Regions from separate parts of the Homo sapiens genome. Here region 2 is linked to region 1. A link is a loop called in an ENCODE intact Hi-C map of the cell type or tissue named here. Cell type or tissue: mammary epithelial cell. All regions are shown on one strand. Each heading gives the region's core, and the rest is flanking DNA. Links, peaks and the distances in the headings are about the cores only. Region 1 overlaps SYN3 (synapsin III). Region 2 overlaps SYN3 (synapsin III).

Region 1 (10,771 bases), core at 1,422-9,421:
CTCCCGAGTTCAAGCTATTCTCCTGCCTCAGCTTCCCCGGTAGTATGCACCACCATGCCCGGCTAATTTTTTTTTTTCTTTTTTTGAGACGGAGTCTCACTCTGTTGCCCAGGCTGGAGTGCAGTGGCACTATCTCGGCTCACTGCAACCTCTGCCTCCTGGGTTCAAGCAATTCTCCTGCCTCAGCCTCCTGAGTAGCTGGGACTACAGGCACCACGTCCAGATAATATTTTTTGTGTTTTTTTTAGGAGAGACAAAGTTTCACTATGTTGGCCAGGATGGACTTGATCTCTTGACCTTGTGATCTGCCCACCTTGGTCTCCCAAAGTGCTGGGATTACAGGCGTGAGCCACTGCGCCCAGCCAATTTTTTTTGCATTTTTAGTAGAGATGGGTTTTCGCTATGTTGGCCAGGTTGGTTTCGAACTCCCCACCTCCAGTGATCCGCCCACCTCAGCCTCCCAAAGTACTGGGATTACAGGCGTGAGTCACCTTGCCAGCGAATATTCTATTTTAAAAGTATACAATTTAAGTGCAACAAAACAAGACTGTGGATTCTATGAGGTCTACTAGTTGGCAGCTTCTGATAAAGAAGACAGGAGTCAGAGTAACTATTTGGTCTAGTTCCTCTTCTGGGACTATCTCCTGGCTAGACAGTAAAAACCAGGATGGCAAGGGGGCTGTTTTGTTCAGTGCAATTTCAAGGGCCTATGTAGCACAGTGCTGAGAATATAGTATGTCCTAGATGGATGGATATGTGGATGGATGGGCGAATGTGTGGATGGATGGGTAGATGGGTGGGTAGGTGGGCGGATGGATGGATGGATGGATGGATGGATGGATGGATGGATGGATGGATGGCTGGATGGATGGATGGATGGGTGGATGGATGCATGGATGGATGAATATGTGGATGGATGGGTGGATGGATGGATGGATGGATGGATGGATGGATGGATGGATGGATTCATGGATGGATTCATGGATGGATTCATGGATGGGTAGTTGGGTGGATGAATGGATAATAAATGGTCTTAGCCTCTCTTTTGGTGCTCTGCACTTTTCACCTTGACAGGCTCCACTTTCCCTTGCCAAACAAGACACACAATATCCCCGTGATCCCCTTATCCTCCTTATGCCATCAAAAACCCTTTTCTGGGATGATCAGATGTTAGTCACTTGCACCTTGGCATGAATTACTTTTTAGTATATTACCTTTCCTGTGGGGATTTCCCCAGTTGGGCCCTTAGTAGATGCTCAATAAGTGTTTGCTGAAGGCATGATGTAGCCTTCCAAACGTTAACCCTTTCTGTGGTATGAAGAGTGTGAACTTGCAGACATCTGTAGGAATGAGGGTGACATAGTGCTGTGTCTTTAGAGAGGAGAGGGGTAGAGGGAGTGGGTGTTTGATGCCTTTTTTTTTTTTTTTTTTTGAAGATGGAGTCTCACTCTGTCACCCAGGCTGGAGTGCAGTGGCTTGATCTTGGCTCACTGCAACCTCCGCCTCCTGGGTTCATGCATTTTTCCTGCCTCAGCCTCCCGAGTAGCTGGGATTACAGGCGCATGCCACCATGCCCGGCTAATTTTTGTATTTTTGGTAGACACGGGGTTTCACCATGTTGGCCAGGCTGGTCTTGAACTCCTGACCTCAGGTGATCCACCCGCCTCGGCCTCCCAAAGTGCTGGGATTACAGGCATAAGCCACCGTGCCCGGCCCTGATGACTTTATTTACCCTAAAGGCCTATGCTGGAGAGGAAGGGAGTTCCCAGGGATTAGACAGGGAAGGTCTCCATCATGCTCGACACCAAGCAAGGTTTCATTTAGAGCAAGGCAGATGCTGCCATCTACCTCCTCTTGGAGAGAGAAAATGACCTGTCATGTTCTTAGGGACATACCCAGCTGACCTCGACCCTCCACCCATCATGCTGATGCACAGGAGGGAAAGAGATGAACATTAGTTAAACACCTGCCATGTGTCAGGGGTATCATTCATGGGGTCCTTACAGCAGATATAGTAATGTCCTTATTTTTACAGTTAAGGAAACCAAGGTTCAGGAAGGTTGACACTGGCCTGAGGCAGCACTGGAAATAAATAGCTGAAAGGGACCTGGGCTTGTCTCCAAGGCTAGTGGTGCTCACGCACTTCCTTACCTGGGGAGATCAAATTCTACCCTTGCAGCCCATCGGGGAGCAGCTCATTTGCTAGCACATTCTTGGCAGGTTACAGAGGCCCTTAAATCTGTGTCTTCATATAATCCTGTTGACAACATGTGAGTAGATCTTCTTATCCCCATCTACGGAAGAGGAAGCAGAGGCTGGTCCAAAATCAGGCAGCAGGTGCCAGAGCTGCCAACTCAAACCCAGGTCTTCTGCTCTGTGCCTGTTGTACATTAAAGGACACACCCAGGAACATTCATTTCTCTCCTGGGTGCCCCCAGGACGTACCTACTTCCTTTGCCCTTGCCCGTGTCCTTTTGGCAGACACACACATCCAGATCCTGCTGCACTCATCTTTGCAGCCCTGGCAAAGACTAGGTACCAAACATTGGATGGATGGGTGGACGGTGACCTCAGGAAGGTGACCCCTGACCTTCAGACTGAGTTGGCTGCTTTTTCTGTGGGCTGAGGGGGATATTTGTGTGAATGCTCTGTGTGGTCATTTTCTATTTTTGTGTCTGTCCCTCCCATTAGGTAGTAAGCCCCCTGAGACCAAGAGCTAGCTATGTTGTCTTTGCGCTTGTTTCCTTAAAGCCTGCAGACTCTGGCACATAGTAGGTGGTCTATCTGTGTATGTTCAGCGTCTTTGAAAGAAGCCTTTTCTACCAACTGAAGTCCAATTTCCCCTGCACCCCACATCTTATCCTCAATCACATTGGTTGTGCATTTTATTCATAGTACTTTTCTTTTTATCTATTTATTTTATTATTATTATTATTATTATTATTATTATTATTATTATTTTGAGACAGAGTCTTGCTCTGTTGCCAGACTGGAGTGCAGTGGCGAGATCTTGGCTCACTGCAACCTCCACCACCCGGTTTCAAGCAATTCTCCTGCCTCAGCCTCCCAAGTAGCTGGGATTACAGGCATGCACCACCATGCCTGGCTAATTTTTGTATTTTTAGTAGAGATGGCGTTTCACCATGTTGGCCAGGATGGTCTTGATCTCTTGACCTCGTGAACCGCCCACCTCGGCCTCCCAAAGTGTTGGGATTACAGGCATGAGCCACTGTTCCCGGCCTCAGTGTCTTTCAAAGAAGCCTTTTCTACCAACTGAAGTCCAATCTCCCCTGCACCCCACATCTTATCCTCAATTCCATTGGTCGTGCATTTTATTCGTAGTACTCATTCTTTTTATCTGTTTATTTATTTATTTTTTGTCTTTTCAATAAGCATGTAAGCTCTCCAAGAACAAGGACTACATCTGCCACTGTATCTGCTGTATCTACTCCTATGCCTGGTGTGGTGCCTAGTCCACATAAGGCTCAATAAATAGTGATTGAATGAGGGAGTGAATAAGTGATGTGAATTGTGATCAGATCCTGCCCACAAAAATCTCCTTCTCTATTGTTCTCAGAGGCAAAAGGTGGGGATCATTTGTCACATCCTGTGGCTCGGGGCCCTGTTATGTCTCAGTTTTTTGCCTCCGCAGATCCCCATACAGGCATAGGGAGTCTCATCACTCTTAGTGCATTCCTTCCCTTCCTAGTTCATTGGACCTTGCTAATTGCATGGAGGACTGAGAGGCTGCACCATTGTTTGCGGTTGAGGGGGCGGTTCCTCCCTCTGGCAATGGGAAGGTGCCAGGAGGGTGAGCTGTTCTCAGGAGAAAACAATGGAGCTAGAATCAGATCTTGGGTCCCTTTGCGTTCCAAGGTCTTTCTTCTGCCACATCTCTGCCCATCCAGCCTGCCACGTGACTCTCTTGCTAACTGGCAAAGTCTCTGAGTGTTTTGCCTTCATTTTCTGCACAGCCCATTGGTTGTCTTCCCTGCTTCTGCCTGGGCCACAAATCAGCAACTGACATGTTGCATCAGAAACATGAAAATCTCTTTCTCTATTTCCACTCCACCCCCAGTGGGGGTGGCCTGCGGAGAGACAGCTGTCCCTGGGACAGGACATTCCTGACCTCTCCTTCCTTGGAAGGACATCACCAAGCCCTGGCTGCGTTAACTCTACATACAGGATCGATTTATTGGAAAACAGTCCTGTTTGAACACAGATCCTGTTTGTATGAATTCCCCTTCTTCTGCCCCTGCTGCAGCCACAAAAGAGCCCCATACCCATTCCTCATCAGTCTCTCTCATACACACTTCCCACCTCCCTCAACTAGGGATTTCCCACCCCAGGCAGCACCAGTTTTATAATATTCTTCTTCCTGGGGCCTCAGATGTGGCAGTAAAATATGAGACCACCCACGGAGAGAGAATCTTCGTGGAATCCAGAGCTCCCCCAGGCCAAGGACTTGATTGATTGGCTGAGGTATTCAGGGAGCTTATTATGAGATTGAACATATTAGGGTGGGAAGAGGAGGCAGCCATGAGAGACAGAGCCCTTAGGCACAGCGGGTCCATCCATTTTGCCTGAGGTCAAACAGCCAGTCAATTACAGAGGCAGCAACCCCAGCCCCCAAAGGCATCTAGAATTCCAGACCATCCCTACCCTTCCCTCTGCCAGACAGAACCGTTCAGAGGCGGCTGAAGCCTGAATGAGCCCCCGGCAAGGAGGCAGCAGTCTGTGTGGCCCATCAGGAGACAGACTTCTGACTTGCAGCCAGGCGGGGGGATGGACTCCCTGACCCTCAGCTTCAGCCCCAGTCCGTCTGCCAGGCCCTGCAGTAAACATTCCAGAGATGGGCAAAACAAATGTTTCTCCTGGGAAGGTGAGGTCTCATCAAGACCACAGCTGCTTGGGTGGTATTGGTGTAGTGCAAAGTGCTTCAGGTTCCAGGTTAGAATCAAGTCGAGGAATGCCAGTTGCGAAGGTTGGCCTCGTACACACCCCCACATCGCAGTGGCTGTAGACCTGTGACTGTATTACAATGGTGTGCCAGTAGATGGCAGTCAAGTGTCTCCAGGAAAGGCCGGCCTACAGACAGTATTTCCTTACCCGGTCAGCGAACATTTGTTAAGCCTGTTGTCCTGTGCCCTAGCTCATTGTGCTGGATACTGGAGACACAGTGAGCATGGAGACTCAGTTTCTGGTTTCCAGGAGCTCACAGACTATATGTTTGGGGGCAGAGGGCAGCTAAGTGATGTGTAATGACAACGTGAAGTGGTAAGGGCTGGAATGGTTGTAAGTGCAGCGTGCTGTAGGAACCAAGGGAGGACGCTCAGCCCAGCTAGGGAAGGGGGTGCTGTCAAGGAAAACTCAGCAGAGTAGATATCACTCATAGGATCTTGAAACATGAGAAAGAGACAATCAAGGAAGTGCCAAGCAGAGGTGAAGGCCTGTGCAGAGGTTCAGAGGCAGGACAGCACAGGAGTATTTAGAGAAGCACAGGAATTTGGATGCAACCATGAAATAGACAGCAAACTGGAGGGGAAGCAGACCCCCAGTCAGCAGGGTCCAGATCATGAAGGACGCCAGGGCTCTGGACTGGATCCAAAAAGTCTGAAAGACCACTTAGGGTCTCCAGGAAAGGTACCCAAATTCTTCCCTCTAGAGTTTGGGTACCCAGATCACTCGTGTGACTTTGAGCAGAGACTTCTCCATCTGGAACACGTTGGGAGCAATCCCTGCCCTACCACCCCTCAGGGTTGGCATGAGGGTCAAATAGGAGGAAGGATGTGAAGGGTCTGGCTGTCCTTATAGGCCAAGGCCACCTCTTTTCCCCATCACCAGCCATCACTCCTTGCACCTGTGAGACAGATCAAAGCAAGGTGAGTCATAATTCTGCTTTGGAACCCCCAAGAGGGTAAGATTGTTTTGTTTATTTGTGGGTCCCCAGCACACAGCACCCACTAGGCACAGGGTAAGCACTCGATAGCTCTTTGCTCTTGTGGATTCTGTTTCAGGCCATGGACTACATACTTTGCAGCTTACTGTGTGCCAGGAACTATTCTCAGTGCTTTGTATGCCTTGTTTCATTTAATCCTCATAACAACCCTGTGAGGTGGCTACTACTATGAGCCTCATTTCCTAGGTGTGGAAACTAAGGCATTCAGAGGTTGGCTTACCCAAGCTTGCACAAGTGAGTGGAGGAGTTGGGGTCCTATCCAGGCTGTATGCCCTGAAGCCATTGCACTTTACTGCCTTGTTGCATAGAGGATTATGTGACTTTCTCACCACACCCTTCCCTGGTAGTTACTGTCACCACTTGACAAATGAGGAAACTGAGACCCAGAGGGCTAAGTGTCTTGTCTTAGAACACATGGTCAGTGAGTAGTAGAGCTAAGATTTTGCCCAAGCCTGTGTGATTGCAAATCCATGTTTTTTTTCCCAGTATGCTGGTGATTGTAATGATAGGTTACCATTCCCGGTCCCAGGCCCACCCAGTACTTCTTTTAAATTTGGAGCTTGGATTTAAAAGCAAGTGATTTTTAAATCCACGAAAGATGCCTACCTTGGATCCTGCTCTGGTCCTTATTAGCCACACCTCTCTTGACAGGCAGAGGAGTTAGGAGTGAGGGGATATTCCCACCAAGACCCTACAAATTGCACTCTTAGGCCATGCCCTGGGTACCCAAACTCTAGAATTCCCTCCTCAAAGGGACCTTAACCCAACTTCAGAGCCTATATAGGCCAATTCCTTGGTCCATTTTCCAAGGGGTGGCCAAAGGACAACCATTTGGGGAGGGGAAGGGAGTAGATGAAGCTTGGCCACGTGGTCTGGGCAATCCACATACCCGCACCAGGAGCCTCAGTGGTGCAGAGGAGAGTGGGTGGGGAATTAAGGAAGATCTTGGGTGAGGTCTGAGAACCAAGAGCTGGCAATCCTTGTGCTGCCACGTGCTGGGTAGAGTGCAAAGAATTCTGAGAAGTTTACATTCTGAGTCTTTAAGGTCATTATGAAATTGTATCTGCCAAGGAAGGAAGACAGACTCTTTGGGACTCTTTTTTTCTTTTTTCTTTTCTTTTTCTTTTTCTTTTTTTTTTTTTTTTTTGGATGGAGTTTCATTCTTGTCGCCCAGGTTGGAGTACAATGGCGCAATCTTGGCTCACTGCAACTTCTGCCTCCCAGGTTCAAGCGATTCTCCTGCCTCAGCCTCTCCTGCCTCAGCTGGAATTACAGGCGCCCACCACCACTCCTGGCTAATTGTTTGTATTTTTAGTAGAGATGGGGTTTCACTATGTTGGCCAGTCTGGACTCCAACTCCTGACCTCGTGATCCGCCTGCCTCAGCCTCCCAAAGTGCTGGGATTACAGGCATGAGCCACCATGCCCAGTGGACAGATGTCTTTTATTTAAATGTTTGCTGGCTTGATTTTGTCAATTTTAAATATTAGACATATGACCCATAGGTTTCCATTTGTCGCTTTGCCCCAGGCACTTCAAATACTAGACATGGGCTTGTCCTGGTGTCTGGAATTTGCTGATACTACCTTTAAGGATTACGATAAAATTCACAAACTGTATGAAAAGATTCTCTTTGCATGAGGCTGTCCACATGGGTATTTATTTGAAGACCATTGCTGAAAGAAAAAAAAAATCAAAATCTTGCTTTCGAGTCATACTAATAGTTCCTTTCCTACTAAACTACCGCCTAGTTGACATCTAAGCCCATCAGGACGTAAGAAAAAGTGGTGCTAATATCAGAGCTGTCAGTCAGTTTTGGGAAGAGATTAACTCCACCAGCATCAGCTAAGAGTAGGTAGAGAGACTTTGGAAGCAGACAGGCTGAAGCAGTTAGTGAATTTGTAGAAAGGATTCTTTCACAAATGGAAGGCTGAAAAATAATGGGTGATGACATCCATCTTCCAAGGAAAAGAGTAGGAGACTAAGAAGGTTGTTTAATGCTTAAAAAATTATCCATTAGAAATAAATCATGTGGCTGCATCCAGCTGATGGGAGACTTGGGGTACACATTTTTATGTACCAATCTGTCAACTCTCTTACTGTGGGAAAAGGGGAGAATGAGTATTAGGAAGCAAAGAGCTGTCTCCGTCCCAGAGAAGGTTTATGGAAATGCTTAACACAATGCTCAGTTCACAGCAAGTCACCAAGAACTATTAGTGTCATCATACCAATAATCAAAAAGAGAAAATGGAAACTTTGTTACTTTTTGTGAGACGATATCCAAACCTATAAAGACCCCAATTTTCACTGCTATTTTTCAGAGTTGAGCAAAAGCACAGATATGGAATTAGAAGTCCTGGGTTCAAATCCCTTAGGCAAAATATTTAGTCTCTCTGGGTTTCAGTTTCTTCATCTGTAAGTTGGAAATAATGATATCTACTTCGTGGTGGTGGTTGTGAGTGTTAATGAGAAAGGCTGTAGGTTAAACTCTATAGCAGAGTTTCTAGCACAAGAGTTGATACTCAACAAGTGTTTTTTCATCAGTCCATTCACTCATGTATTCATTCAACAAATATTAATCAATTTCCTACTATGTGTTAAGCACTCTGGTAGGTGTTAGGAAGAAAGTGATGAATACAATAGGTTATTTCTGACCTCAAGGAGCTGTGGTATAGTTTAGTGGTACACAGACATTAAACACAGTTACTAATTATAATTATTGTTGTAATAAATAGTATGAAAACAATATGAAGAGACTCTCAGTATAGAGATGAATCATAGGTCAGGATTAGGGTGCTTATGGAGAAAAATCACCAGGTAAATGAATTTGAGAAATAATTAAAATGTAGAATCAGTGAGTGTAGGGATGATGTCTAAACAATGGGTAGATAGGGATGTCATGTACTGATGATGGGGAAGACAGAGGCAGGGATGTAGAAGGAAGTCTGTGGAAAGAAGGAAGGAAGGACGGACGGATGGCAGATAGACAAAGGAACAAATGAGGACTGCTTTATTAGACAAATAGAAAAATAGAGAAATGGGTGAGACTGGATAGATCAATAATAAATCTTTGGTGGAGTATGTGGGGCATATAGGTATAACTCAATAAAACAATACTGCATTATTTATTTTTGTAGGATTCCCTTTTTTGAATAGTTAGAAGATTTGGATAATGGGCGTCACTAAAACATTGATTTTTGTTGAGAGTTAAAATGCCATAACATTTTTAATGTTAAAAGAACACAAACATATATACTTGAGAATGAAACTGGATCAAACAAAACTGTATTTTCTAAAGTCTTTAAATTACACACTTTCTAGCAATCATCATTCTTTTATACATTCAACATATTTCTGAAGACTAAATTGGAGGGTTGGAGGATACCAAGATAAACCATGTGTGGTTTTGCCTTCAAAGGGTAGGGGAGACAGGATTAACATATATGTGAAGATAACATGATGAAAATCATGAATTTAAGAAAAATATGGATAAAACACTATAAACATCCTTTAATTCTTTTAAAATTGATACATAATAATTTACATATTTATGGGGTACGTATTGGTGTTGTGATACATGTAACGTATAATGATTAGATTAGGATAGTCAGCATAGCCATCATTTCAGACCTTTTTATGTGGGATCCTTTTTCTTATTTAATCCTCAAAGTAACCCTTAGAAATATGTAGCACAATTATTATTATTATTATTATTATTATTGTTTGAGACTGAGTTTCGCTCTTGTTGCTCAGCTGGAGTGCAGTGGCGTGATCTTGGCTCACCGCAACTTCTGCCTTCCGGGTTCAAGCAATTCTCCTGCCTCAGCCTCCCGGGTAGCTGTGATTACATGCATGTGCCACCATGCCTGGCTAATTTTGTATTTTTAGTAGAGATGGGGTTTCTCCATGTTGGTCAGACTGGTCTCGAACTCCTCACCTCAGGCAATCCACCTGCCTCGGCCTCCCAAAGTGCTGGGATTACAGGCGTGAGCCACAGCGCCCGGCCTGTAGCAAAATTATTAATATCATTATTTTACAGATGCTAAAACTGAGATGCAGAGAGGTCAAGTGACGTGACAGAACTAGAACTTGAGCCTCCAATCTTATCCACCATCTCCCCTCTACCACACACCACCTATAAAGAATGAGAAAATCGGCCAGGCGCGGTGGCTCACGCCTGTAATCCCAGCACTTTGGGAGGGCGAGGTGGGTGGATTGCCTGAGGTCAGGAGTTTGATACCAGCCTGACCGACATGGTGAAACCTCATCTCTACTAAAAATAAAAAAAATAGCCGGATGTGATGGCAGGCACCTGTAATCCCAGCTACTCGGGAGGCTGAGGCAGGAGAATCGCTTGAACCTGGGAGGCAGAGGTTGTAGTGAGCCGAGACTAGGCCATTGCACTCTAGCCTAGGCAACAAGAGTGAAACTCCGTCTCAAAAGAAAAAAAAAAAAGACTGAGAAAATCAGTAGTGAAGGTGGGAGGAGACAGTAGGATGGCTGAGGATGTGTCTCAATATGCACCTCTGGGGTAAGGCCTTTGGGAGAAGGGAGAAAAGAGTAAAACAGCCTGCATCCTTACTCAGCTGATTTCTTCCCCTTTACAGGTCGAAGTATTTCCATGGGAAGAAGGTGAATGGAGAGATTGAGATCCGAGTGGAGCAGGTAGGTGGGAGCTGTGTCTTTAGCACTGTCAACTGACCTTTTCTGCCGCTGGGGCTGTTCTTACATGCAATCTTGGTCCCCATCTTATGTGGTCATAATGAGCCAAGATTACCAGAAAAGTCCAAGCTTATACTTGGGAGTCTCATTA
Region 2 (10,771 bases), core at 1,507-9,506, 59 kb after region 1:
CCATGAAAGCTCATTTAAACAAATAGGCAACCCAAAAGATGAACTCACAAAATCCAAAGGTAGGTCTGTAGCTGGCACATAAACATCCCCATCTCTTGCCCCTGCCCCTCTCTTGGTGACTGTGACATTCCTCCCTCTCTCTGTCTCTCTCCACCCTGGTTTTCTGTGCTTTGCCAGTGCAGATGACAGAAAACATGGTTTGTGCATTAAAGATACAACCACCTAGAAAGAAACTGCATGACTCACTCATCAGTTTCAAACTCTCAGGGAAGAGTATCTCATTCTTCCACCCCGAGTCAGATGCTTACCCCATCAACTGTGACCAAAAGGGCAGTATGTCAATGAACAAACATGGTGCTGCTGCTGTAACCAGATGGATGGAGCAAGAGGAGGGGCCATTACCAAGAGAAGAAAACTGGGCATATGACCAGGGTGGGGGGTGGGTCCGTTAATAGAGAGAAATAATCACCGAGTCATGATGCCATACCACTGTAGAGCATGAAGGTGAGAAAATCTAGAGAAAATGTCCCATCAAACAGCATCTGCAGAGTCATGATGCCATACTACTGTAGAGCATGAAGGTGAGAAAATCTAGAGAAAATGTCCCATCAAACAGCATCTGCAGAGTCATGATGCCATACTACTGTAGAGCATGAAGGTGAGAAAATCTAGAGAAAATGTCCCATCAAACAGCATCTGCAGAGTCATGATGCCATACTACTGTAGAGCATGAAGGTGAGAAAATCTAGAGAAAATGTCCCATCAAACAGCATCTGCAGAGTCATGATGCCATACTACTGTAGAGCATGAAGGTGAGAAAATCTAGAGAAAATGTCCCATCAAACAGCATCTGGCATGTTCTGGTCTTGGAGCTGGAATTGCCTCTTCCACCTTCAAAGAGGCAGAAATTAGCAAGGATTAAAAGCATAGGTCCTTGAATCAGAGACACATGGGCTTCAATCCAGTTTGGCCTTGTATTAATTGTGCTGCCTTGGACATGCCACCAGGCCTCTTAGAGCCTCAGCTTCCTCATCTTTCAAAAAGAAAGATGAAAATAATATCGGCAACTTCCTAAGTTTGAGGGGAGCTTTAAAGGTGTACTTTGTACCTCTAAGTACCCAATATGTGTTAACCGTTGTTACCACCGTTGGTATTTGATGAATCCTTTTTTGCTTTGCTTTATTCTTCAGGCTGAATTCTCAGAGTTGAACCTAGCTGCCTATGTGACCGGGGGCTGCATGGTGGACATGCAGGTCGTGAGAAATGGGACCAAAGTGGTGAGGTAAGTAGGATTAAAATATGCAGAACCTTCTGAGAATTGCATACGTGGAACCTCATGTAGCCCACCCCTCCGTCCACTTCCTGCGACCTAACTCCTTTGCCACATGTACTTTCCTGTACAGAATGTCTGCTTCCCAGGTGTGGTTGCAGTAGTAATGACCAGCGGCACATATCATACGTGCAGCACCTGTGGTGTCCCCAAGTGAGCCCTGGGCTTGGAGAGAAAAGACTTGGGTTCCATTTCTGGCTTTGAGGCTCTGCTCTGGCATATTATTTAGTCCCTTTTGTCCTCTACTTCTCATCTGCAGCATGATGATATGCACTGAAGTTAGAGGCTGCTAAAGTTTACAGAAACTCACATGTATGACAGCACCCTGTTAACTCTGAAGTGCGGTACGAATGGAAGGTTTATTAGAATAAATGAAATTCAACTTCCTGCAATATGGCAGACTAAGTGTTCATAGAATCTTCTCCAAGTAGACCAAAACTAAAAGCACTAGATATATAATATGTTCAGAAATCTGTTTGTAATTTATGCTGAATTGGAGAGCAAGTGAGGGGTTTCTTCAGAAGCCAAAAATGACAAGAATGTATAAATCCATAGGCGAGATAAACACATGTATGAATACATTGCTATCTAGTTAAGTACCCAGAGAACGATACACACTAGGTCTCATGAGGGTTTAGAGAAGGAAGAGACAGGATTCAGATTTGGGGAAGGAGGGAAAACAGGAAAAGCTTTGAGGAAAAGGTAACATTTGTTCTGAGCCTGGTCCAATGGTAGAATGTGGACATTCTCAGGCTGGGTGTAGGGAAAGAGAAGTATATCCTAAGAGTAGGAAACAGCCTCTGCAAATAAAGACAGATCCAAAAAAAAAGGTGCATGTTTGGTATATTAGTCCTTTTTCATGCTGCTGATAAAGACATATACTCGAGACCGGGTAATTCATAAAGAAAAAGAGGCTTACTGGACTCACAGTTCCACGTGGCTGAGGAGGCCTCACAATCACGGTGGAAGGTGAAAGGCATATCTTACCTGATGGCAGACAAGAGAGAACGAGAGCCTGTGCAGGGAAACTCCCCTTTATAAAACCGTTAGATCTCTTGAGACTTACTCACTAACACGAGAACAGCATGAGAAAGACCCGCCCCCATGATTCAATTACCTCCCACCAGGTCCCTCCCATGACACATGGGAATTGTGGGAGCTACAATTCAAGATAAGATTTGGGTGGGGACACAGCCAAACCATATCATTTGGTAAATTATGATAATTCAACTAATTCAGCCATTCTTTATTGAGTGCCTACTGTATGCCATGAAAGACATTTGGCTTCCTATTTCCAGTAACGGTGGGCTAGGTCATTTGGACCAGCTTTTCCCCTGAAAACAACGTAAAAACTGATACTAAATAATTACAGTCTTTAAAGGCCTTCTAAGAGTTGGTGTGACAGTAAGGAATTACCAGGAAGAGACTGATGGGAAAATGAAAACCCAGACAGGTAAATGAGTACAAAGCCACCTGTATCCTGAGAGTATTCACTAGATCAGCCAAATTTGCAACTGGTTTTGAGAGCTTAGTGGAGGCAAGGGAGACAGAAATCAACACTCAGGGCCACTCACAATAGGGAGTGTAACAGTAGACCCTCTCCACAATAAGCTGAGATTCCCCAAAGGACTACAGCTTCTAGGTGAACATGAATTACAAGTAGGTGAGCCCTCACAAGTACTTGCAGCTTGAATTGCAGTTTGAATACCCCAGCCCTCCAGGAAACCTCAGGCATTGAACTTGGTTTATGGTGATCCCAGACATGCCAGAAATAAAAGCAAATCCTATGTAAAGGAAGGCACTTTCAAGCTAGGCTTCAAATGATCCTTCAAATAATTTTTTTGTATAATAGCTAGTACGTAGTCAAAGATAACCAGGTGAAACAGGAACAATAGACAATGGAGACAGAACCTCAAAGACAGAAGACATTAGAATTATCACACAGGTTATTTTTAAAAACTATACATATCAAATTGAAAAAAATCAGGTATGGAGATATCTGCGGAGAAAAGGACACTAAAAAAAGTTATATAACCAGGTTTTTGTGTTTGTTTGTTTTGAGATGGAGTTTCGCTCTTGTTGCCCAGGCTGGAGTGCAATGGCATGATCTTGGCTCACTGCAACCTCCGCCTCCCAGGTTCAAGCAATTCTTCTGCCTCAGCCTCCCGGGTAGCTGGGATTACAGACATGCACCACCACACCAGGCTAATTTTGTATTTTTAGTAGAAACAGGGTTTTGCCATGTCGGTCAGGCTGGTCTCAAACTCCTGACCTGAGGAGATCCCCCGGCCTTGGCCTCCCAAAGTGTTGGAATTACAGGTGTGAGCCACCGCGACCAGCCGATACAACCATTTTTTTTTTAAACACAACTTCTGGAAATGAAAACTACAGTAATCAAAATTATTGTGTTTAACATCACATTAGACATGGCTGAAAAAGCGTTTATGAAATGAAAGGTACAGCTGAAGAGATTATCCTGAAGGAAGCACAGAGAGAAAAAGATCGGAGGTGCAGGAAAGACTGTTAGATTCTAGGAGAGGGCCTAATATTCATTTAATCAGAATCTCAAAAGAGAGAGGTAAAAGAGAATAGAGCAGAGACAGTATTTGAAGAAATGATTGTTTTGGAAAGATACCAAACCACCGAAAGCAGAAGCTTGGCAAATTTCAAGCGGATAAATAAAAATAATTCCACACCAAGACTCAATAGTGATATTTAGAAAGAAAAAGCCAGAGGAAAAAAGGCAGATTACAGATGGTCCCCAATTTACAATGGTTTGACTTATGATTTTTTGACTTTGTGATGATGCAAAGTGACACTCATTCAGCAGAGCATTAATAAATTGCATGAGATCTTCAACACTTTATTATAAAATAGACTTTTTGTTCAAAGATTTTGCCCAACTGTAGGCTAATGTAAGTGCTCTGATAATGTCTAAGGTAGGCTAGGCTAAGCGATGATGTTTGGTAGGTTAGGGGTAATAAATGCATTTTCTTTTTTTCTTTTTTTTTTGAGACGGAGTCTCGCTCTGTCGCCCAGGCTGGAGTGCAGTGGTGCGATCTCGGTTCACTGCAAGCTCTGCCTTCCAGGTTCACACCCTTCACCTGCCCCAGCCTCCCAAGTAGCTGGGACTACAGGCGCCCACCACCATGCCCAGCTAATTTTTTGTATTTTTAGTACAGACGGGGTTTCACCGTGTTAGCCAGGATGTTCTCCATCTCCTGACCTCATGATCCTCCCACTTTGGCCTCCCAAAGTACTGAGGTTACAGGTGTGAGCCACTGCGCCCGGCCAATAAATGCATTTTCAACTTAGGATATTTTCAGTTTACAATGGGTTTATTGGGATGCAGCCCCTTTGTAAGTTAAGGAACATCTGTACTTTTGTTAAAGTAACAGACTGGCAGCTTCCTGAGAACAGTGGTGGAAAAATGTCTTCAGTGTGCTGAGAGAAATTAATTGCCAACCTATAATTCTATCCTCAGAGAAACATCTTTTATGAATGATGGCAAAATAAAAACATTTACAGACCTTCACAAAGGGAAACTGTAAAGTATGTATGTACTTTAGGCAAAAATAAAATGACCTCAGATTAACGTAGAGCTGCAAGATTATATGAAGGGCAAAGAAAGTGGTGTTAATAGGTATTGTCTTCAAAAGACAATAAAATAATTTTATGGATTTAAAAATATATGAAGGATTAAAATATACAACATTAAGTTAGTAGAGATTGAGGGTAAATGGAATTAAGATATTCTGAGGCCCTTGTATTGTCAGGGAAGAAAGTAAACATGGCCAGGTGTGGTGGCTCACGCCTGTAAATCCCAGCACTTTGGGAGGCCAGGTGGGTGGATTGCCTGCACTCAGGAGTTTGAGACCAGCCTGGGCAACATGGTGAAACTCCATCTCTATGAAAAATACAAAAAAATAGCAGAAATCCTCCCAGCTACTCAGGGAGGCTGAATTGGTAGAATTGATTGAGCCCGGGGAGGTCAAACCTGCAGTGAGCTGTGATCACGCCACTGCACTTTAGCCTGGGTGACAGAGAAACATCTTGTCTCAAAAAAAAAAAAAAAAAAGTAAATATATTAATAGCAGGCTTTAAAAACCAACACAGAACAGGTGTTGTAAATAACACAAAGTAAATGGTTGATTTACACCCAATATAACAGCAGGTCTGATCTGATATCATTCTGAATTGCTTATACAGCAGTGCTGGTTATTAAAATATTGAAACTTTTCTATACCGGTAGGTAAATAGCCATTGCCTTGAGCCTACTGAGTGACTTCAGCCACCTTAACCCCATGAGACTGTTCCTGTGTCCCCCAGTCCACCACACTCCTGTCCCCAAGCCCATATTCTTGTTCTCCCCTGGCCACAGGATGCCCAGACATTGTAGGGAAGAACCTCAGAAGTAGTAGTGGAACCCCAGAGAGTGAATGCTTGGTTTCTCCTGTCTCTTCAAGGCTATAAATGCCTGTGCATCTTCTGGATTCGCCCTCTCATGGTCATTTGTGAGAACTGCAAACCCCACAAAGTACTCTGGGAGTTGTTAAATATTTGTGTCACCAGTGTATGTATACCAATAATTACATTAAATGTAAATGGACTAAATGCACTAATTAAAGAGAAGAGTTATCAGTGTAACTTTTAAAAAATCTAAATGTTTTCCATTCAAGACATTCATCTAAAATATAAGCATATAGAAAATTTGAAAGTTAAAGAAAGGGGAAAAATATACCATGCAACTGTGCAGCAAAAGAAAGCTCACTGATGCAGCTGCATTAATGTCTGGGGGAAAAAATAGACTCGAAGGTGAAAAGCATTACTAGGGAAAAGGAAGTAATTTATTATGATAAAGATTCATTTACTTAGAAGAAATAATTTTAAATGTATAAGCACTATATAAAAATACCTCAAGATATACTTCAAAAATGGACAAAACTATAAGGAGACATAAAGAAGTTCCTGATTATTGGAGATTAGGAGAATAATGCTAAATATATACTTTCATGTACTTCTTCATAGCACCCTCATTTTGCACACAAGTACTATAAAAAGCCTAAAATGCTATTGTTTAGGAATCTGTGCTCATATTTGGTATTTTTTGTACTCGTGTCTGCTTCCCTATTTGGTAGGGTGGCTGGATCTCCTTCATTTGTAACAGGTAAAAACAAGAACATCTATCCCGGCTGGGCACAATGGCTTACGCCTGTAATCCCAGCACTTTGGGAGGCCAAGGTGGGCAGATTGCTTGAGATCAGGAGTTTGAGACAAGCCTGGGCAATATGGCAAAACCCTGTCTCTAATAAAAATGCAAAAATTATCCAGGTGTGGTGGTGTGCGCCTGTAGTCTCAGCTATTTGAGTGGCTGAGGCATGAGAATCACTTGAACCTGGGAGCGGATGCTGCAGTGAGCCACTGCAGTGAGCCTGGATGACAGATTGAGACCCTGCCACAAAAAAAAAAAAAAAAGAACAACTATCCCATTGGTCCTCAGATTTAGCTACAGATTAGAATCACCTAGGAATTATTTTAAAATCCTGATACCCAAGCAGTGTCCCAGACGTATTGCACTGGAATCTCTGAGGGTGGGATTTAGGTATTCATATTTTTAAAGCTCCCCTCGTGATTCTAGTGGCAGCCAAAGTAGGAAACATCCCCAGATTGTTCTCAACATGGCCCTGCACTGAGGCAGGACGGGCTGAAAAGCTGAGGACACTCCTAGGTATGCTGCCTGAACACAAGAATCACTTTGCAAAAATAGACATCTTCAAGTCTTATTCTAGACCTGCCATATTCTTCCTGAATTTACAACATTGTTTACAAAAATAAAGTTACAGAAATGTTCCAGGTATTTGCTAATTGGCAGTTCTTCCAGCATTCAGGAATGGCAGACTTTGAAGGCAGTTGTTATGAGATGAATTATGCTCCCCTGGAAAAAGATGAAGTCTCAACTCGTAGTACCTCAGAACGTGACCTTACTTAGAAATAGCATTGTTGCAGATGTGATGATTAAGGTGCAGTTATACTGGAGTAGTGTGAGCCCTTAATCCAATATGACTGGTGTCCTTATAAGAAGAGGGAAATTTAGACACGGGAAAACACCCTGTGATGTTGGAAGCAGAGACTGGGGAGATACATTGACAAACCAAGAATTGCTGACAATCATCAGAAGCTAGGAGACAGGCATCTCCTGCCAAACCCTCAGAAAGAAAACCAACTCTGCCAATAGCTTTTTTTTTTCCTTGAGACAGGGTCTCTCTCTGTCACCCAGGCTGGGGTACAGTGATGCGATCACTGCTCACTGCAGCCTCAACCTCCTGGGCTCAAGCGGTCCACCCACCTCAGCCTCCTGAATAGCTGGGACTACAGGCACATGCCACCATGCCTGCCTAAGTTTTAAATTTTTGGTGGAGATGGGGTCTTGCTCTGTTGCCCAAGCTGGTATCGAACTCCTGAGCTCAAGCGATCCTCCCACCTTGGCCTCCTAACGTGCTGGGATTACAGGCATAAGCCACCAAGCCCAGCCTGCCAACACCTTGATTTTGGACTTCTAGCCTCTAGAACCATGAGAGAATAAATTTCTCTTGTTTAAAGTCATTAAGTTTGTGGTCCCTTGCTACAGCAGCCCTAGAAAATGAATATAGCAGTGCCTCTTGAAATTTAATGTGTTTACACACCTCTGGGAGATCTCATGTTAAAATGCAGATCTTCATCCATTATGTCTTCAGGTATGGCCTGAGATTTTGAGTTTTCTTTGAGCTCCCAGATGAAGCCAGTGCATCTGGTCTTGCAGGTTCAGTTTGAGCAGCAAGGATGTGAACAAGCTCCTGGATGCTGCTGATGCTGCTGTTGGAAGATCACATTTTGAGTAGCCAGGGCTGTGAAGACAGTGCCAGTATAGCTAAAGGCCTGGGTTCAGGGACCCATATGGCTGTTGAGATTTATTCTGTCTCATGCCCAGGATGGTGCTTACAATCTCAGCCAGGTAGCTCACTTTAGCAAGATTTGTTACAGGATGTCAGACCCATGAGAATGTGCACACACACTAAGTAGCCTGTGACTCAGTGTGTCCTTCAGTGGGGGGAATCAGTAGAATCTTCCAAAGTACCATTTGATCCAGCAATCCCATTACCGAGTATATACCCAAAGAAATATAAATCATTCTACCATAAAGACACATGCATGCAAATGTTCATTGCAGCACTAGTCACAATAGCAAAGACGTGAAATCAACCTAAATTCCCATCAGTGGTAGACTGGATAAAGAAAATGTGGTACATATACATGGAATACTATCCAGCCATAAAAAAGAAGGAGATCATGTCTTTTGTGGGAGCATGGATGGAGCTGGAGGCCATTACCTTAGCAAACTAACACAGGAACAGAAAACCAAATACCACATGTTCTCATTTATAAGTGGGAGCTAAATGATGAGAACTCATGGACACAAAGAGAACAACAGATACTGAGGCCTACTTGAGGGTGAAGGGTGGGAGGAGGGAGAGGATCAGAAAAAATAACTATTGAGTACTAGGCTTTGTATCTGGGTGACAAAATAATCTGTACAGCAAACCCCTATGACACAAGTTTACTGGTATAACAAACCTGCACATGTAACCCTGAACCTAAAATAAAAGTTTAATAAACAAATAAATAAAAACAGTGGAATCTTCCACAGGCATATAGGGCCATAACAAGTCCTAGCTATGGTCTCCCAAAATAGGAATGTTAAACAGTGCTCTTGACTTGCTGTGTATTCTTTCAAAGACATGTAGACGTTGTATTGAAATTGCCTGTAAGCACTTCCAGTATGCATTGTGACCAAGGTCTAGATCTCCCGAAGTCTTGCTCACAAGGAGCAACTTCAGGAATGGTGATGTGATGGTTAATTTACCCAGAGGGCTGGTAAAACTTTATTTCTTGTTGCGTCTGTGAGGGTATTTCTGGAAGAGCGTTGGAATCAGTAGGCTCATCAAGGAAGATCTTCCCTCACCGTGTGGTCAGACAGCATCCAATCCGCTGGGGGTCCCACTAGAACAAAAAGACAGAGGAAGAGCTAAATCTCTCTCTCTTGACCTGGGACACCTGTCTTCTCCTGCCCTTGGACATCAACGCTCCTGGTTCTTAGGCCTTCAGACTTCAAGACTGATGCCAGCAGCCACCCAATTCTCAAGACTCCAGCCATAGACTGGGAAATTATACGGTTGACACTCCTGGTTCTCAAGCCTTCAAACTCAGACCAAATCACACTATGAGCTTTCCTGGTTCTCCAGCTCACAGCCAGCATCTTGTGGAACTTGTCAGCCTCTGTAATCATGTGAGCCAATCCCCATAATAAATCTCCTCTTTGATATATCCTGTTAGTTCTGTTTCTCTGGAGAACCCTGACTAATATAGGTGACCAGGATGGATGGCAGAGAAGATCATTGCTGGCTTTCTCCAGCTTCCATTCCTTCTGCTTTGGCAAACAGCACCTAGGATTCCATTGAGGTGACCCCCTCCCCAACTTGCAGTCTGTGTGGTGTGTGCAGCTGATGGCACATGACTAGCCCCAGTCAATTGGAATATCTCACTGGGACCCAAGCCAGGCCAGTGCCAGAACTCTTGGATGAAAGGCACATGTTTTCTGCTGGGACCACAGAGCGGATGGGATGTATGTCTGGAGCTGCTGGTGGCCATCTCTCTCCTTGAGTGAACAATCTGCCAAGAATGAAGCCAAGGTAAAGGAACACACAGCCAAGCAGAGAGACGATGCCCTGATGATGTTATTCAAGGCTCTGGATCCGGACTTAGTTGAGCCAAAAAAAATCCCTTTTTGTTTAAGCCAGCTTGAATTGCACATACAAAATTCATGAACTTTTATTTATTTAGCAAACACTTTTATAGCATTTCCTACGTGCTAGGCACTGCTCCAAGCACTTAACATGAATTAACTCATTTCATCCTTTCGACAACCCTATAGGGTGTGTGCTATTAAAATCACCATTTTATAGATAAAAAGGCTGAAACACCAATGGATGGGGTAATGACATCCAGTTCTCCAGCCAATAAGTGGCAAAGCTAGGATTCAAGCCCAAGGCAGTCTGGCTCCAAGGCCTGTGTGTGGCAAGGGGCAGAGCTGCTTAAAGAAGCCATATGTCTCCTACTATGAATGCCATGCAAGAGTACAATCGAACAACGACATGGAAGAAAAATATGGAGAGGATCCATGCATCTGACTTTTAGGTGGGGAACAAGGAAAAGTCAGTCACCACTATTGATGGCACCTTGTGCACCAGGGCTGTGCTAAGTGCCCATCATAGATGGTCTTCTTACCTAGTTGTTACGAACTCATGAAATGGCCTAATAATAATGTAGACAGCCAGTATAGCCTGAAGGTTAAGAACACAGTTCTGGAGCAGGCTGCAGGCTGCCTTGGTGGACATCCCAGATTTG

Evidence for each region. A loop is a pair of places that touch in the nucleus more often than their neighbours do. Peaks named below come from ENCODE experiments on the same cell type or tissue, not always from the same donor. Only the 100,000 strongest peaks of a DNase experiment are listed, where the experiment ranks them.
Region 2: a loop joins it to region 1, with 15 times the contacts of the local background. A loop is called at or near these places in 53 of 110 quality-filtered maps.

What each region holds. Positions count from the first base shown.
Region 1 is chr22:32,980,497-32,991,267 of GRCh38, reverse strand. It overlaps SYN3 (synapsin III), which reads left to right. Exons shown (of 14, transcript NM_003490.4): 3 at 10,566-10,623. Among named protein-coding and RNA genes, the nearest start is that of SYN3, 72 kb to the left of the region's middle. RefSeq lists an enhancer at 3,413-4,314 and a silencer at 4,890-5,184. In mammary epithelial cell, for the core only: a CTCF peak has its summit at 5,065 (motif pointing right); DNase peaks (open chromatin) are centred at 3,797 and 5,057; H3K27ac peaks cover 2,168 bases.
Region 2 is chr22:32,921,901-32,932,671 of GRCh38, reverse strand. SYN3 (synapsin III) reads left to right here. Exons shown (of 14, transcript NM_003490.4): 4 at 1,191-1,282. Among named protein-coding and RNA genes, the nearest start is that of TIMP3, 130 kb to the right of the region's middle. In mammary epithelial cell, for the core only: a CTCF peak has its summit at 5,840; a DNase peak (open chromatin) is centred at 5,821.